2 separate regions of the Homo sapiens genome follow, and region 2 is linked to region 1. Evidence: read pairs that join two places in POLR2A ChIA-PET (ENCODE). Cell type or tissue: GM12878. All regions are shown on one strand. Each heading gives the region's core, and the rest is flanking DNA. Links, peaks and the distances in the headings are about the cores only.

Region 1 (9,653 bases), core at 443-8,442:
TTGGAAGTTTGAGGCTTTTAGAAATATGAGAAGTGTTATTTAAGCAAATTTAAAATTTTACATTATCACCGCGAGCAGAAAATGCAAGGGTTTGTGTAGAATATTTTGTCTTTTTGGAAGTAATGCTGCAGAGATACTTAAGCCAAGAAAAATGTTGCCATTTTTTGTTTTCTTTTCTGCAGGTATTGAACGGGCTGAGCTTTTCATGATGGTTCCTGCTGACCTGGAAACATCTTAAATGGAAGGTTAGCTTCTATGAGTCACTGATACTCTTTTTATTGCTATTTCTAAATTTCCTTGGCTTGAAAATTACTTCTGCTTTGCAGAAATTATCTGCTTGCAGCTGTGGATAATTTATAACAATCTCTGGTGAAACCTCAGAAAAGAGATATGCTTTTGTCTTAGATGGATGTCAGCAGCTGCTGCAGAACCCGGTGAAAACACCCCCCGGGTAGCACGAGGCTCTGCGAGCCGTAACTCCGACAAACGCAGAACTTCTTGAGGCTTTCTTCTTCTAAGGAGTATGACACAGTTAAAAAGGAAAAAAGAACCACAAGCAAAACAGTTGCCAGTGAAATAGGAGAGGGAGCTCTTTAAACAAGGCTGGCTGCAGCTGGCCTCCGCCGCTCATCTGCAGGGCGTGAGCGCTTGGTCCATGCAGTGAAGCTCTTCCAACCTGGGTCAACGAAAACGGAGAAGAAATGGCCCAAGAAATAGATCTGAGTGCTCTCAAGGAGTTAGAACGCGAGGCCATTCTCCAGGTCCTGTACCGAGACCAGGCGGTTCAAAACACAGAGGAGGAGAGGACACGGTAGGCTGCCCTTCCCGGGGGGTCACTTTGGGTGTTTAGCTTTCTCTGCTTGGGGCCTGCCACTCCGTCGCCAATGCTGTTTGCTTACAAATCACTACCCACCTGCTGCTGGGCTTCGTGCCTGAGAAGGGTCCTAACGAAGGTCTGTTGGTGGAGATGATCCTCCTTATGTAACTAAACGTAGAGGACGCTCAGGAGGAGGAGGGAGGCCGCTCTTGTTATTCATTTAAAACGGTGCCTTTGGGCGGTAAGTTTGCTGTCTGCCATCTGCTTGTCTGTTTGCCGACTTCGTGGGAATCATTCAAGGGACATTTTCAGGCTTCCAGTTTACCCCTTCTTTAAGGAAAGACCTCCAGTTAAGGGTTTTCCTACCTCATTTTTGACGGTGCCGGGAGGTGTAAAGAAAAGCAAAGAAAGAGGCTCACAAGCAGCAACTCTGATGGAATCCAGCCCTGTCTTTTTTTCTTTGCTCGCTTTTGCTTCCCAGCTGGCTTTGAGGAAGGGGGAGCATAAAATATGAACCTGCTTAGCCTGTTTCCTGACCGCTTTGCCAACAGGGAACTCTTCCCTGTCTGTCTCTAAGCTGCACGGGCCGTTTGATATGGGTCAGCATTTAGAAAAGCGTGCTGAACTCTAGCAGAGCAGTGTTCCGCCTTAGCTGTCAAGATCCATCTTTAAACAGGTTGGCGCTTGTTTATCAATGTCTATGGAGGAAGTGAGGGTTTGGTTTCTAATGGCAGAACACATTAGAAAACAAAACTTTGGACAACCAAATGCTTGAGGAGTGAGGAGAATTTTCTGGTATAGTATTCTTCATCCTCCCTGTTATTTCAAAGCTTTCTAAGTGCACTTGTAAACTTTCTTCCATTAAAAACTATAATACAGTCTGGGCGTGGTGGCTCACGCCTGTCATCCCAGCACTTTGGGAGGTTGAGGCGGGCGGATCACCTGAGGTCAGGAGTTTGAGACCAGCCTGGCCAACATAGTGAAACCCTGTCTCTACTAAAAATACAAAAATTAGCCGGGCGGTGGCAGGTGCCTGTAATCCCAGCTACTCAGGAGGTTGAGACAGGAGAATCCCTTGAACCTGGGAGGTGGAGTTTGCAGTGAGCTGAGATCGCGCCACTGCACTCCAGCCTGGGCAATAGAGCAAGCCTCTGTCTCAAACCAACAACAAAAAAACGAAAACAAAAACTATAATACAGTGAGAAAAGTGAAATTTTATTTGATGATGAAAGATCTTTCAGTGATTTGAGACATCCTTTTGAATATTAACAAAGTGACATAGACATAGTGATAACAAAGTTGTATTTCAAAGGGTACTAATTCTAGGGTAGATCCTGAAAGTTGAATTTTAAAGTGCATTTCTGATGTCATCTTGTTTCTTGGGATTGGCTCATCTTTTCTACAAGTAGGTATCACAGACATTCATAAAAGAGCGTGCTAGTAAATGACACCTTTTTGGTCCAATACAGTATCTCTTTGCACTATGGCTATTTGTCTAGGGGAGTGGGCTGACCACTTATTAAAAAAAAAATGTAGCAAAAGCATAGCATCAGTTGATTTTATTGGGCAACTTATACCCATAGCAGGATGTATGCTGTGTGTTTCTAGATTATTCCATGCCTTGCAGATTAGAATGGATGCTCCTTTCAGTGTCTTTTCCTCTCCTTTCACTATTCTTGCTTACTATCATAACAGCCTTTGGGCAGGAAGGGATGGACCTAGCAGGGAGCTTCTCTGCCCCAGGCATGTTATTTATACTTTGCCATTTAGTCCTCACAGCAACCCTGGGAGGTAAGGTCATATCACCTGTTTCACGGTTGAAAAAACCCTTGAGACTCGACTCTGAGATGTTGAGTGAGAGCCCAGTTCACACAGCCATGTTGGAGTCCAGGGATGTCGAATGCCAAAGCCCCTTCCCTTGCCATGGGGGTTACTGCCTGGGCTCTTGCCCTATAGCCTGGGGTCAGGTGTTCCATCTAATACTATCTTCTTTAACTCTGAGGGCTGCAGGAAACTGAAAACACACCTGCAGCATCTCCGGTGGAAAGGAGCGAAGAACACGGACTGGGAGCACAAAGAGAAGTGCTGTGCGCGCTGCCAGCAGGTGCTGGGGTTCCTGCTGCACCGGGGCGCCGTGTGCCGGGGCTGCAGCCACCGCGTGTGTGCCCAGTGCCGAGTGTTCCTGAGGGGGACCCATGCCTGGAAGTGCACGGTGTGCTTCGAGGACAGGTAAGCATGGCCGGTGGTTGGATCCCTCCCACTGATTCAGGTCTCGGAGGAGGCCTCTTTACAAACCGCTCATAAAGAGAGCACTCACTCCTCACCTTCAGCCAGTAAATGTGTACCGAGTGCCTGATAGGGAGCTACCTTTCTAGCCTTGGAAGTTATCTTCATCCAAAAATAAATTTTATGTAGCAACATTTTTTTCATTTACAGAAGTTTGGGCCAAGTGTGGTGGCTCATGACCGTAATCCTAGCATTTTGGGAGGCCAAGGTGGGTGGATTGCTGGAGCCCAGGAGTTTGAGTCCAGCCTGGGCAACGTAGTGAGACCCCATCTCTACAAAAAAATACAAAAATTAGCCAAGTGTGGTGGTGCATGCCTGTAGTCCCAGCTACTCAGGAGGCTGAGATGAGAGGATCATTTGAACCTGGGAGCTGTGATTGTACCACTGCACTCCAGCCTGGGCAACAGAGTGAGAACCTGTTTAAACAACAAAAGTTTGTTAAGTCGAAGGATGGGCTAACCCAGGAGTTCAGATTCATTTGGGTCTCTTAACTAAGTGCTGTCATTTTCTTAGCACTTAATTTATCTCCTTCAGTACCAGTGGAGTAAATTATAATCTAGGGAATATTGGAGTAATCATCTGAGGCTTTAAATACTGCGTTTTTGAAGCTGACCTGTCTTTAATACTCAGCTAAAGAAATGGACATGCTTCCCTTTAGTGACAGACTGAATCTACGTTTATAGTTATCAATTGGTGTTTAGGGGGTTTTAATACCAGTTTTAACATGGAATTGGTGTTTTTGCGTTCCCCATTCTGAAAACGATAAAGAGCCAACTTGGCTTAGACTCCTGCTGTTCAAAGCAAGAATGAACTGGCCATGAGCTCCGTGAAAACACTAGAGGGGTGACTCCGTCTGCTGGGGGAGACGGTGCACAAGGACATCACAGAACTTCGGAGAAGGGAAGGAATACTAGGCTGGTGTGAATGGGAGTCATCAGAGACCCTGAGATTTGAAAACAACTTCTAAATATTGCCACAGATGTGTGAGTGCCCCAGGGACAAAGACTGTGGGAGGCACTTACACAGTGTGGGCATTGTGGCTGGGGTTTCTTCCCCCTAAATCCGGAGGGCTGTGTTTAACGCACGCCCTGGCATTCATTTACTTAAGTGTCCTGTCCCTTTGCAAGGCTTACTGTATTTCAGTCATCTAGCCAGAGAGGTGAAGTGGTTCAACCTGATTTCTTTGCTCTTGAACTGCATTCCGTCCATTTCGCTCACAGCGTGCCAAGTCGCACGGACGGTGGCCGAATTCGCCTTCTCATCTCATGTTTCTTTGGTTTGCTGAAGCCATTGTCCTTCAGGCTTTTCCTTGCTTGAGAGCAAAAAATAATTACTGTGAGCTGCCCTGGCGGCATAGAGAGCAATTCCAAATCATCTCTAGAAAGGTCTCAGTATCTTCTTCCCCATTTCAACCAACCATATATATTTGAAGTCTAATAATAAACATTGCTGGGCAGGGTGTTACATTTCTCAGCATTTTTTCTTCTTCTACCAATGAACTGTAAACGAAAAATCAAAACAAGAGGACAAGGTCTGAGGCAATCTCCCAGGAAGCTGACAGTGTTGAAATCTCTGCCCTAGTGAGTCTTGTGTCCCAGGCACTGTAACTTTACCCTCTAAGTACATGAAATACGACTTCTAAAACCCCAGCTTCCTTATTTTGAAATGAGGTTGGTTTTCAAAATACTTAAGGTCATTGCATTACTATGAGTGCATTAACAGGAGAAGTCGGGAGGGGAGAGAGCCAAGTAGTTTGTGGTGATGTGCATTTTCTTTCCCCTCGCCTTGCTCCCTGTCCCCGCAGCCCTCTGTCCTCTCTCCAGCTTTATCCAGTCTGGGCTGTCCTCCTCCTCTTTAGGACCAAAAGAAAGATGAGACTTTGTAAAACTTTAGAATCTTTGACATTCATAACTGTCGCACATCTGGGGACCTAGAAAAGGTTTTTGACCCCGATCATTGTCTCCCCTGCTTCTTCCTTCGCTTCAGGCTCATTTCTCAAGAAAAAGTGGATCTGTGACAGGAACAAGATGAGGAAAATTGGTTTTTAAAATCAAGAAAGGGGAAGTGCTAGGGTAGCAATGACCAAAACCAACCAACCAACTCGCAGGTTGCTGCAGAACAAGAGGCCTGTGGCAGGTGTTGGCCCTGATCTTGTGTTGAGAGGTTCCAGAAGACATTTAAGATAAAGTTTCTGTCTTCAGGGAAGGTTTTCTCTTAGAGAACTGAGTGCCAAGTTGCTAAGGGCCCTGGGAGCTCAGAGAGGGAGAGATGAGGCAGGCTGAGTGGCTCAAGACGACTTCCAGAACATCCATGGTTGGAATAGTCTTTTAATGTTTTATTAAAAGCATAAAACAATCGTGTGGGGTAGCTACTACTTTCATCCTCATTTTACAGTTGAGAAAGTGGAGGATTAGAGACACAAGATGGTTTGTCCATGTCATATCAGTAAGAACAGAGTGAAGATGGCAACCCAGGTCCCCCCGGCCCCCAGGCCTCCTTCTGAATCTCCAGTCCTCTCCCGCCTGCTAGGAGCCTTGTCCTGGGAGGGCAGAGTCTTTTATTTATTTATTTATTTTGAGACAGAGTTTCACTCTTGTCACCCAGGCTGGAGTGCAGTGGTGTGATCTCGGCTCACTGCAACCTCTGCCTCCAGGTTCAAGCGATTCTCCTGCCTCAGCCTCCCAAGTAGCTGGGATTGCAGGCACCTGCTGCCACGCCTGGCTAATTTTTATATTTTTAGCAGAGACGGGGTTTCACCATGTTGGCCAGGCTGGCCTCGAATTCCTGACCTCAGGTGATCCACCTGCCTGGGCTTCCCAAAGGGCTGGGATTACAAGCATGAGCCACTGCGCCCGGCCGGCAGAGTCTTAAAAGCCACTTAGAAGAGCTTGCCTCCAAGACAGTAGGAGCTGGAGCCTGAGCATGTGCTCTTTGCCAAGCGAACACCATGCCGAAAGTCTGCCTGGTTTTGCAGGGCAAGATCAGGAGAGCGGAAGGTAAAGGTAAAAGAGCAATCTGAGAGTTGCTGCAGTGAATGAGAGGCACCGAGGGAGGAGGCTGGTGGCAATAGTGATGGAGAATGGGAGAGACAGGAAAAGGGGAGGATGGACCTTGGTTACAGGGGATAAAAGAGAAAGGTGAAAAGTGATTCTGAGGACTGGCCAGACAGGTCGCTTGGCATGCTGAACTGGATCACGGGGCATCCGAGAACCGAAGGAACAGAAAGAGCCCAGTAATCAAAGGCACACTGGAAAGGACTTAGAAGAACCAAGGAAAGTTGTTTTCAGTAGTGAAGGGGCTCCTGTTGTCCTCAGCAGGGGCCGATCAGAAGAGGGTGACTTGGGAGGAGAAACAAAGAAGTTAAAAGCAGAAACATCCTTGTTTTCCACTGATGTTTCTTCCCGGGGAATGTATTGACACTTTCTGCAGTGAAATGGCAGATGGTAACAATTATGTTGAAATATCAAGGAGGAGACTATGCTTTGTATGTTTGTTTTAGCTTCATCAAAAAAATAAGATTAACCTTGATGATTTATGTTTGCATTAATTTTTTCTATTAAAACGAATATACTGTGTCATAACTAATTCCACATCTAAAAGAAACCTGGTCTTCTCCCTTAAGATTGCTGAGGAATTACTCTTGTTCAGACTTGTTTCCTTCAAACTGTGATCTTCTTGTCATGCTTTGTAATTGCTGTGACAACAAATCAATGATTCTTCAGCTTCAGGTATCTGTGGACACACTGCCTGTTTCGTTAGGAACATTTTGCTGCCAGTCAGGTGCTTTAGAACCAAATTGGTTTGTACAGAGAATTCTGTAAGTTGCAAGTATTTTAACAATGATAAAGGTGCAACGGAGCTTATATACCATCATTAGAACAGAAGGTTTCAAGTTGCAGCAGGTGATACTGTTGATTTCAGGGTACTTTCCTGAATTGCTCAAATTTGTCTCTTGTACCACACCTGATGCCAACAAAGAGCTGCTTAAGTGTGTTCGGTTGAAAAATTGATCCAGACCTTGGCATTTTATTATTATGTCCTTAGTTCTCAGGTTGGGTCTTGAGTTATTGCTGCAGAGCAGTAGTGGTTAAAATAAGATCTTGGAATTTATCAAAAGGGAGGTGAGCTGGATGTGGTCATCCACGAGGTCATGGATGTGGTGTGTATGCCTGTGGTCCCAGTTACTCATGGAATGCCCAAGCGGGAGGATCACATAAGCCCAGGAGTTTGAGGCCAGCCTGGCCAACATAGTGAGACCTCGTCTCTGAAACAACTTAAAAAGGTTTTTTGTTGTTGTTGTTGTTGTCATTCAGCATTTCAGATAAGGACTTAAGATGTAAAGATATTGTTACAGGATGATGCATTGTATTTTCTGCATTGCATGAAAGAATTTTTATTGAAAATGAAGTGACATTTCAAAGGAAGTTCTATTCTAATTATGTTTCTGCCTAAAGTAAACTTCCCAGATTTTAGAAAATGTAATCTTTTAAATTTCAGACTGGTTTTCCCAGTACTTTTATAATCCCATGTTTTGATAAAATATTGAATTATCATTTTATATTCACAAAGGCAAATAACTAGTGTATGAGAATGGGATAATTCACTCTCACTCTTGAAAATATATCTACCCTTCAAGTGAGTAAAAGGTCTAACTCTGCTAACTCTGTAAAAGATTGAAAAGAAATTGAATGCCAAGTGTGATACAGGAGAGTTGGCAAGGAAAGATTTTAGCCTGGTGCCAAGGTTAAGATGATATTTGTCTACTGACTCTTTCCTGTTTCAAAACCTTATTTCTTTTTTTCCCTCTAAATCCTACTTTTAACATTGCTGGCCGGGCATGGTGGCTCATGCCTGTAATCCCAGCACTTTGGGAGGCTGAGGCGGGTGGATCACTTGACGTCAGGAGTTCAAGACCAGCCTGGCCAACATGGTGAAACCCCATATCTACTGAAAATACAAAAATTAGGCCGGGCACAGTGGCAGGCGCCTGTAATCCCAGCTACTTGGGAGGCTGAGGTACAAGAATCGCTGGAACCGGGGGGCGAAGGTTGCAATGAGCGGAGATCACACCAATGCCCTCCAAGCTAGGCGACAGACTCAATCTCAAAAAAAAGAAAAAAAAGAAATGTACAGAGTATTTTTTTTTTTTTGAGACTGAGTCTCGCTCTGTCGCCCAGGCTGGAGTGCAGTGGCATGATCTCGGCTCACTGCAAGCTCCGCCTCCTGGGTTCACGCCATTCTCCTGCCTCAGCCTCCCAAATAGCTGGGACTACAGGCGCCCACCACCAAGCCCGGCTAATTTTTTTTGTATTTTTAGTAGAGACAGGGTTTCACCTTGTTAGCCAGGATGGTCTTGATCTCCTGATCTAGTGTTCCGCCCGCCTCAGCCTCCCAAAGTGCTGAGATTACAGGCGTGAGCCACGGCGCCCGGCCTATGGAGTACTTTTTAGAAAAAAAAAGTTTCTTTTGTGTTTACTAAAGGGAATGTTTTGACAATAGTGTGTGTGTTTTACTAAAGGGAATGCTTTGACAATAGTGTGTGTGTCATTCTTCTTGTTGAAACTGAACTGTATTCTGTAGTCAGCACTTGATTAGTTAGGGAAAGTCCTGCCTTTAAAACCTTTTTGAGAACCGGTGAGCTTTCTGCGCATTGTCTTTTGTTAATATTCTCTGTTGTCACCTTACGTAGTTCAGCTGAAACCTGTCACCCTGTAAGGGAGGGGAGCCCCAAGAGAGTTTTTCTGGGTTGGCATTTTGCATGGTAGCCAAGACAGTTTAGCATCCAGGGTTCACACCAAGAATGGTTTATAGATAATTTTATCGGTGGCTCATGCCTGTAATCCCATCACTTTGGGAGGCTGAGGCGGGTAGATCACTTGAGGTCAGGAGTTGAAGACCAGCCTGGCCAACATGGTGAAATCCCATCTCTACTGAAAATACAAAAATTAGCCGGGCATGATGGCGCACCCCTGTAATCCCAGCTACTCTGGAGGAGGCTGAGGCAGGAGAATCTCTGGAACCTGGGAGGCGGAGGTTGCAGTGAGCTGACAGCGAGACTCAGTCTAAAAAAAAAAAAAAAGATAATTATTTAAATTATTTAGCCAATCATTTTGAAACCTCTATATTTTTATAATTATTATCTATATGTTATACAGCATCTCTTTCCATAATTATTTTTGTTACCTTCAGTGTTTTCTGATTATATTTACAACAATATTTTAAACCAACTTTGCATTTTATAACTGATTCAAGTGCTCATTGCTAGTCTTTGGAGACCATGATTTCCCAGTTTGCAAGTTCTTTATTTTGATTCATTTTTCAATCACTTGAATTGCCTCCTTAAGAAGTTTTTCCTCACACCTGTAATCCCAGCACTTTGGGAGGCCGAGGTGGGCAGATTGCCTAAGCTCAGGAGTTCATGACCAGCCTGGGCAACACAGTGAAACCCTGTCTCTACTAAAATACAAAAAATTAGGTGGGCATGGTCGTGTGTACCTGTAATCCCAGCTACTTGGGAGGTTGAGGCAGGAGAATTGCTTGAACCCGGGAG
Region 2 (9,653 bases), core at 1,136-9,135, 200 kb before region 1:
TTACCAAAAAGGATCCATAAGATTTTCTGGCTAAAAGAGAATAGTGTAGGTGTGCTGAATTTTTTTGTGTAAAACATATCAGAGACCGAAAACCCACACCCCCCAAAATCATTGAGAAGAAACATAGATGCTTCCAGAGTACGGACCTCTTGTGTGCTCTAGAACTCCCCATTGCCTGTGAGGGTGAGATTAGAGACTCTGGGCCACGAGCTTTAGGAAAAGGGAAAAGAGGCCTACTGAGTAGAGCATTAGTTTGTTCCTTTTAGGTTGTATTCTGAAACAAATTTAAAAATAGGAGATTCAAACAAAATTATTACTCAAGTCTTGGGCAAAGATACTGGGGATTATTTTTTAAATAAGACAGACATCATTTACAAAAAGTTTCTGAAACAAAAAAGTTCTGTCCTGACTATATCTAGGCTTCTGTATCCTTCTCTTCTTTATCATAATGACATGTAGAAATTGAATGAGTATTTTCTTTTACTTTGATTTTCCCACTAATTTCTGAAAATTTTAAACTCTTGCCCTAGGAATTCAACTCCTGCAGAAAACTCACATACTCCTGGCTGACACTGAACAATTCAGGGTTATTCTTTCTTAGTCCCACTGCTGAATTCTTCATGCTAGTACTTTATGAGATAGCCTGTGTCCCTGGTCGCGGCTGTGCCTGTCATGTGGCTCAGGACTGCTTTATGCTAAATCATCAGAGGCACTCACATACGTTGCTATATCGCTTGATGCATGTAGCTCCATAATCGTTGGAACAAGAAATGGCATTATTTACATGGAATTTAATCTTTTTTGAAAGAGTGATTCGCCTTTGCAGATGACAGTCATCTCATTATAACTTTGCACCTGCATTAGAAGAAGTCCTGGCCGGGCGCGGTGGCTCACGCCTGTAATCTCAGCACTTTGTGAGGCCGAGGCGGGTGGATCACATGAGGTCGGGAAGTTGAGACCAGCCTGACCAACATGGAGAAAACCCGTCTCTACTGAAAATACAAAATTAGCTGGGCATGGTGGCGCATGCCTGTAATCCCAGCTACTCAGGAAGCTGAGGCAGGAGAATCGCTTGAACCCAGGAGGCGGAGGTTGCAGTGAGCCGAGATCGCGCCATTGTACTCCAGCCTGGGCAACAAGAGTGAAACTCTGTCTCAAAAAAAAAAAAAGAAGTCCCTGAGAGTTTGCTTGTAAACATTTGGATTCATTCTTGCCTCAGATAGATAGCCCATCTCGTAGACAGAGCCTGGGAGTGCCCCAGGTTGCTTGCTGAGTCCCTGAGCAGTTTCCGAAAGCATCATAGGTCAGCTCTGCAGGGGCAACAACCCACTTTTCTGTTGGGGAAAGCCACCTTGCAATACAATTCAAAAAAATATTATTTTAAAAATAAATACAAGAATGGTGCAGTTCAGGTGAGGAGCTGTGGAAATTTCATGTCGTCATCTTTATTTCTACAATATTACAATGATGCTTCTGTCCTAAGAAGCTTGAGACACCGTCATCTTTGTTACTACTATGACTGTTTATGTTAGTGCCTCACCTTTTGGTTTCCTTGTGTGCCCAAAGCTGCTCTCCAGAGAACGTCATCTCAGTTTCCTGATCACAAGCAGGCTTTTCCCTGAGATAGATCCAGGCATTGAATGCCCAGAGCACATTTAGTATGTGCACGAATCCTCTAGCTTCCCCTCGCATTTGTAAAAGAATCTGATTCACCAGGATGTTTTTGGTTCTTTTATGTAATTTTTCATTTCCTGATTGTGGCAGGTTTTTTTCCATTTTCTATTCATCTGTAACTGCTTTGGCTCAGCCCTTTGTCTCCCTACTTTCTGCCCTGCAGCTAACTTCATGAGAAAGTCCCGTGTTCCCTGGGTCTGGAAACCTGTCTTGTCCCAGGAGACACACTCTAGTTTTCAAGAGACGTGAAAGAGCTTCAGCAACCTCAGAATGTTCTGGTGGCAGCATCAAAATCATGACCATGCATGAATAAGGGGTATTGTCATGTGTGTGCTGATAGAGCCCGGGGACCACTGAATTCTAGCCCCATCTCTGAAATATGTGCCCATCAGGGCAGAGCATTTTCTTTTAAGTTCCGCCCAGCTTCTCTGCAAAGTGGGCCACTTTAGTTCTAGATTTCAGAGATCTCTGTATAAACCAGATTACGATTTTAGGGTCTTGAAGGAGAAAAAAAAAATGTCATAAATCTTATTAATACTAATGGCTTTTGTTTTACCAGCAAGAAATAAGTAAATTGCTCTCATTGGGATAAGATAAACCTTTTAATAACCATTTCTTATAGGCACTGAGTAGTTTGTAGGTGGGCATCGAATTTCCAATGTGGAAATTATGCTGAAAAAACTGTCTCCCAGCAGGGGTATTTATTTTCTTTTCTAAGCCCCACAACATCATCAAATGACAAGAGTCAGCATTCTCATATGCATGTGTGTCCTTTGTATGAACCTTATCTGCCCAGTAGTGCCCAGAAATCAAATGAATATAAACTAAGACTTTGTTTTCGATGTGCTTTTTACTTTTGGCATTTATAAACTCTCTGAGTCATCCCTGGGAGTGGAGGCCACAGCAGTGGGACCAGTACTTATATGAATATACAGTCATAGGTTTTATTGTCTTGCTGTCTCTTAAAAAAAAAAAAAAGGAAGTTCTACAAGTCTCATGGAAATACTGGAATTGGAGATACATATTTAACATGCTAACTTTATTAGATCATGATTTCTACCTAATTTGGTTGTGTTTCAGTAAACTACAATCCCCAGTCATGTGACAAACACCTGTTTTTAATAGAATCCATCATCTTCAGAGAAATTGGTTGTATTCATGAGCTAAAACATGAATATATGGGCTGGGTGCAGTGGCTCACGCCTGTAATCCCAGCACTTTGGGAGGCCAAGGCGGGCAGATCACCTGAGGTCGGGAGTTCGAGACCAGCCTGACCAACATGGAGAAATCCCATCTCTACTACAAATACGAAATTAGCTGGGTGTGGTGGCACGCGCCCGTAGTCCCAGCTACTCGGGAGGCTGAGGCAGGAGAATCGCTTGAACCCAGGAGGCGGAGGTTGCAGTGAGCCGAGATCACGCCATTGCACTCCAGCCTGGGCAAGAGGAGTGAAACTCCGTCTCAAAAAAAAAAAAAAAGGAAAAAACCATGAATATATTTTTGTTGTATTTGCTCAGTGTCTGTATTTTTTAAACTACTGAAGACAGTAGGCTTGCTGAGTGGCAGTTTGAGGAGGGCTGTGTCCTTGTGCTGACCCTCTCTCCTCTGTTTCAGAGGTGGTAGCCCAGTGGTGCACACAGGGGGACTTGCTGGCAGTCGCTGGGATGGAACGGCAGACCCAGCTTGGTGAGCTTCCCAATGGTCCCCTTCTGAAGAGTGCCATGGTCAAGTTCTACAATGTTCGTGGGGAGCACATCTTCACACTGGACACTCTCGTGCAGGTAAGGATGTTCTCTGGAAACAAGTACATTTTCAGCAGTATACTAGTGAATAGGTTATTATAATTATTGTTGACAAATTTTATTTTAATCTTTTTTTACCTTAGGTTGTGGTGGGTAAACCAGGAGAAATAAGGGAGAAAGCAGTTTTTGCCTTTTAACCAGAATGCTTTATTCTATTTCCCAGTCAAATGAGCACATAGTGAATAAGCAGAGTAAGCTGGTGTTTATCATCAGTCTGAAGCAGAAATCAGAAAATTGCAGAAGTGAATGCTGAATCTTCACTTATTCACTTGTAGGAGAGGAAGAGTAATTTTCTTCTCTACTCTTAGTGAGTTCTTAGCAGGACTCCCCATTGCAAAAGACAGATTAACAAGAGAAAAACAAACAGAAGTTTAATAACTTGTGTATCTCCTGCATACGTGGGAGTTAACCCAAAGAAATGAGTAAGTCTCTAGAGTAGCTCAAAACATTCTCTTAGACTACAGGCTTAAATGCTTCACGGAAACAGAGAAAGAAGGGTGATATTCATTCTGCAGATTTAAGCCAATGTCTTTTCTTTTTTTTTTAAGTCTCCAGAAGTCCAGTCATCCTTCTCTTCTTGGTGCAGAGAGAGAGAGACCCTTACATATGTAGATTTTCTTTTCTTTTTTTCTTTCTTTTTTTTTTTTTTGAGACGCTTTCTCACCCAGGCTGGAGTGCCGTAGCGCATTCTTGGCTCACTGCAAGCTCTGCCTCCCGGGTTCACACCGTTCTCCTGCCTCAGCTTCCCGAGTAGCTGGGACTACAGGTGTCTGCCACCACGCCCAGCTAATTTTTTGTATTTTTACTAGAGATGGGGTTTCACCATGTTAGCCAGGATGGTCTCGATCTCCTGACCTCATGATCTGCCCGCCTCGGCCTCCCAAGATGCTGGGATTACAGGCATGAGCCACCATGCCCAGCCAGATTTTCTTTGTAGATGTAATTTCTCTTACAAAAGGGTAACTCTTCAGAGTTTACCCTATGTCTTTTTTTTTCCTTTTTTTTTTTTTTTTTTTGAATTGGAGTTTCACTCTTGTTGCCCAGGCTGGAGTGCAGTGGCGCCATCTCGGCTCACTGCAACCTCCTCCTCCCGGGTTCAAGCAATTCTCCTGCCTCAGCCTCCTAAATAGCTGGGATTACAGGTGCCCGCCACCACGCCCGGCTAATTTTTGTATGTTTTTTTAGTAGAGACGGGTTTTTGCCATGTTGGCCAGGCTGGTATTGAACTCCCGACCTCAGGTGATCCACCTGCCTCAGCCTCCCAAAGTGCTGGGATTACAGGCATGAGCCACCACTCCTGGCCTACCTACCCTGTGTCTTTACCCTGTGTGTATCTCAAAATAACCATCTCGAAATTATCCTTACGCCAAAGAGGCAGATCTGTGGTGGCTTATTCTAGTCTCCTACAGTCATATTTGGGGAAGCATGTCCTGAACCCTGTCACACTCTGATTTTATATTTGTTATGCCAGTGATGAACCTTTACATTTTAACTAAATTGTTGTTAAGCAGTAATTTTAAAAGCTTAAAAGTCTTTAAGAAAGTATACACAGATGGGCCCCCTTTCTATTTGTTTTTATTTCCCAGAAATCTTTAGGCCACCTTATGTTTGAGTCAGTTATAGTGGAGGATGAATTATCAGCAGCGCGTAATAGACGTATGCCTGGGAGGGAGTTGACAGTGGAGGTGATAATGAACAAGAATCTGTGTCCTAGGAAGGGGAACATCACACACCAGGGCCTGTTGTAGGGTGGGGGTAGCGGGGAGGGATAGCATTTAGGAGATATACCTAATGTAAATGATGAGTAATGGGTGCAGCACGCCAACGTGGCACATGTATACATATGTAACAAACCTGCACATTGTGCACATGTACCCTAGAACTTAAAGTATAATAAAAATATATATATATATATATAAAAAGAAAAAATAAATGGAATAGACTTCATTAAAAAAAAAAAAAGAATCTGTGTCCTAACATTACTCAGCTCATCAGAGAGGCAGGGATACCAGATATGGGGAAATCTGTAATTACATGCAGGCATTAAATATTTAAATATATATTTTCTTCTTTTAATTGTGGTAAAACACATATAACATAAAATTTATCGTCTTAACCATTTTTAAGTGTACTGTTTTGTAGTGCTGAGTGTATTACATTATTATACAACCAATTTCCAGCACCTTTTCATCTTGCAAAACTAAAACTCTTTACCTATTAAACAACTACTCCCTGTTTCTCCCTCCTCCCAGTCCATGAGAAGCACCATTTTACTATCTTTTCTGTGAGTTTGACTCTACAAACCTCATGTAAGTGGAATTATGCAATATGTTGACAAACCAAATTCTGTACAATATTTAAAGAGGTTTAGTCTGAGCCAAATATGAGCAACCATGGCCTAGGACACAGTCTCAAGAGGTCCTGAGAATATGTGATGTGCCTTAGGTAGTCAGGTCACAGCTTGGTTTTGTACATTTTAGGGAGACAGAAGTTACAGACAAAGACATACATCAATACCCGTAAGGCACATGTTGGTTAAGCCTGTGGAAAGATAGGACATCTTGAAACCAGGCCATACACATGTCACAGGTGGATTCAAAGATTTTCTGATTGGTTGAAAATCTTTGGTTGGTTGAAAGAGTTAAGCTTTGCCTAAAGGCTTGAAGTCAGGAGAAACAATTGCTTGAGTTAAGGTAAGGGGGTTGTGGAAGCCAACGTTCTTGTTCCCCGCTGCAACACCCCCCGCCGCAAGACGGAGGTCTTGCCCTGTCCCACAGGCTGGAGTGTAGTGGCGCGATCTCAGCTCACTGCAACCTCTGCCTCCCGGGTTTAAGCAGTTCTGCTTTCACCCTGTTGACCAGGCTGGTCTCCAACTCCTGACCTTGTGATCCGCCCTCCTCGGCCTCCTATAGTGCTAGAATTACAGGCAGGAGCCACTGCGCCTGGCCCCAAGGTTCTTGTTATGCAGATGAAACTACTTAAGTAGCAGGCTTCAGGGTGAATAAATGGTAAATGTCTCCTTTCAGACCTTAAAAGGTATCAGACTCTTGGTTAAATGTCTCCTGAATCAGGAAAAGACCTAGAAAAGGAAGGAGATTCTCTACAAAATGCAAATTTCCCAACAAGAGATGGTTTTGCAGGGTTTTGCCATTTGCGGGTTTTGCCATTTGCAGGTTTTGCCATTTCAAAATATATCAACAAACTATATTTGGGGGTAAAATACTTTGATTTCCTTCAACGTGATGGTATGTCATAATCACGTTGGAATTTGGTATCTTATTGCTACGAAGAGTCAGTTTTATCAGTCTTTCCTCTATTTTAATGTTAATGTTGGTCAGTTGTGCCTAAACCCCAAAGGGATGGGGGCAATTTAAGGACCATGCCCAAACTTCCTTCCTGTCACAGCCTGAACTAGTTTTCTAGACTCCTTTGGGATCCCCTTGGCCAACAGCAGGCCCATTCCGTAGGTTGGGTGGCTTAGAATTTTATTTTTGGTTTACAAGTGTTTATTTTTTTCTGACTGGCTTATTTCACTTAGCATAATGTCCTTAAGGTTCATCCATGTTGTACCATGTGTCAGAATTTTCTTTCTTTTTAAGGCTGAATAATATTTTATTGTATGGATATACCACATTTTGTTTACCCATTGATGGACATTTGGGTTTCTTCCATCTTTCGGCTGTTGTGAATAATTCTTCTGTGAACATGGGTGTACAGATCTCTTTGAGACCCTGCTTTTCAAGTCTTCTGGATTTGTGCCCAGAAGTGGACTTGCTGGATCATATGGTAATTCTATTTTTAATTTTGTGAGGAACTGCCGTACTGTTTTTTCATAGCAGCTTGTTAACAGAAAGACTAAACTGTAAAATATTTTAAAGAGGTTTATTTTGAGCCAGTATGAGTGATGCTGGCCCAGCAAAACAGTCTCAAGAGGTCCTGAGAAAGTGCGCCCGAAGCAGTTGAATTACAGTCTGGTTTTGTACATTTCAGGGAGGCAAGAGTTACAGGCAAAGACATAAATCAACATGTGGAAGGTATACGTTGGCTCAGCTTGAAAATGTGGAATATCTTGAAACCAGGAGAAGTAGAGGAGTATACAAGTCAGGTAGATTCAGAGATTCTTTAATCTACAGTTAGTTAAAGCAACAAAATTTGGTCTAGAACTTGGGAGTCAGCAGAAAGGAATATTTTAAGTTAAAACGTTCGGAAGCTATGTCAGAGTCAGCCAAAATTATGACCCATTTAGTGAGATTGATGGCCTGTAGGCATGGCTCAAGGCTTGCCTTGCATGGCCTTAGGTATTGTTTAGAATTTGTTATCTTATTGCCATCAAGAGCCTTTTGTCAGTCTTATGATCTCTATTTTAACATTTACTCAGGTCAGTTGGACCTAAATTCCAGATGGGAGGGAGTATAATGAGGTTGTGTCCAGCCTCCCTTCCTGTCATGGCTGGGAATTCAGTTTTTAAGGTTTTTCTGGGGTTTCCTTGGCCAAGAGAGTCTCCATTCAGTCGATAGGGGGCTTAGGATTTTATTTTTGGTTTACAAGCGGCACCATTTTACATTTTCACTAACATTACACAAGGATTCTAGTTTTTCCACATCCTTGCCAACATTGTCATTTTTCTGGGATTTTTTTTGGACTAACCATCCTCTTGGATGTTAGGTGATATCTCATTGTGGTTTTGATTTGCATTTCCTAAGGATTAATAATGTTGATTAGTGATGTTGTCGTGTATCTTCTTTTGAGAAATGTGTGTTCAAGTCCTTTGCCCATTTTTCAATCAGGTTATTTGGGTTTTTGTTTTTAAGAAGTAGGATTAAACTGTGTCTTTGGGCAGTATAATATTTTGAGCAAATAAGCATATTTGTTCACTCATTTGTTCAAGCATCCAGCCAAGATATTTTGAGGAGCTACTGTGTGGCTGGCACTGAGCTCTGAGTGCTTGTGTTTCAGGGCTGAACAAGGAAGACATGATCCATATCTCCTAGGAGCTCACAGCTAGTTAAGGAAGACAGACAAGTGATGACACAGAAATGCTTTTGACTTTGAAGTAGAACTGTTTACCTGGTGCTTTGATAACCTGGAGGAAAGGAGTCTTGCACCTGCTCTTTGTGGGTATTTTTCCACCTCTGCCTGATCACTTTTCGCACTCTGTATTCCTCAGACAATTTCAACCAGTCTTACAGCTTTAATTCCAATCTCAATGAAGGTCTGAAGCCTAAGGAAAGAGGCCTGTATAGACCCACCTGCTTACTTCACAGACCCATTAGCCATCTCATAAGCATTGCACATTCAACATGCCCAAATCTCGGAACACTCCACCTCTTAAATAATGCTCCTCTTCCAGGTTGTGGTCCAGCTGCTCAAGCCAGAAGTCAGCAGTCAGCCTGTCCACTGAATCCCAGTGGGTATTTTTACCTCCTAGATATCTTCATGTCTACATCCTTTTGTCTTCCTTGGCCACCACCTTAGTCCAAGCCACCCTCATCTTAGCTGCAGTGTTTGAGCCACGACTTTCCCTTTCTTTTTTTTTTTTTTTTTTTTGGACAGAGTTTCGCTCTTGTTGCCCAAGCTGGAGTGCAATGTTGCGATCAGCGTTCACTGCAACCTCTGCCTCCCAGAATCAAGTGATTCTCCTGCCTCAGCCTCCCGAGTAGCTGGTATTACAGGCGCGTGCCACCACACCCGGCTAATTTTTTGTACTTTTTTAGTAGAGATGGGGTTTTACCATGTTGGCCAGGCTGGTCTTGAACTCCTGACCTCGTGATCCACCCGCCTCAGCCTCCCAAAGTGCTGGGATTACAGGCGTGAGCCACCGCGCCCTGCCTGCCTTTCCCTTTTAAACTGTTCTTCACTTTGCAGCCACAGTCTTTGTAAAATCACAAGTCAGATCAGTAGCTTCTTACTATCCTTAGGATAAAGTTAAAAAATTCATTGTGCCTTAAAAAGATCACCATAATCTGGCCCTCCATCCCCTCTAGAATTAGCTCTTACCACTCCATCCTCCTCTGACCCTGCCAATCTGGATTTTTCTGTTTCTCAGTTTACCAGATGCCTCCTTTCTTCCAAGCTTTGCACCACGCCTGGAACAGATCTTGGCTCATGGCAGTCTCAGTAAATACTGGTTGAATGAATCAGTGAGCCTTAACATTGTATCTTACTGCTGCCCATTAC

What was found. ChIA-PET counts read pairs that join two places held together with the same protein. Peaks named below come from ENCODE experiments on the same cell type or tissue, not always from the same donor. Only the 100,000 strongest peaks of a DNase experiment are listed, where the experiment ranks them.
Region 2: POLR2A ChIA-PET joins it to region 1 with 8 read pairs; 3 of 35 experiments call an interaction of 5 or more read pairs at or near these places.

Annotation. Positions count from the first base shown.
Region 1 is chr6:158,662,568-158,672,220 of GRCh38, forward strand. SYTL3 (synaptotagmin like 3) reads left to right here. Exons shown (of 18, transcript NM_001242394.2): 4 at 183-811; 5 at 2,828-3,046. The coding sequence starts at 702. Among named protein-coding and RNA genes, the nearest start is that of SYTL3, 17 kb to the left of the region's middle. In GM12878, for the core only: no CTCF peak of the experiment used is centred there; a DNase peak (open chromatin) is centred at 4,659; H3K4me3 peaks cover 457 bases; H3K27ac peaks cover 390 bases.
Region 2 is chr6:158,458,275-158,467,927 of GRCh38, forward strand. TULP4 (TUB like protein 4) reads left to right here. Exons shown (of 14, transcript NM_020245.5): 6 at 3,289-3,455. Among named protein-coding and RNA genes, the nearest start is that of TMEM181, 97 kb to the right of the region's middle. RefSeq lists enhancers at 5,513-6,504, 6,505-7,496. In GM12878, for the core only: no CTCF peak of the experiment used is centred there; no DNase peak of the experiment used is centred there.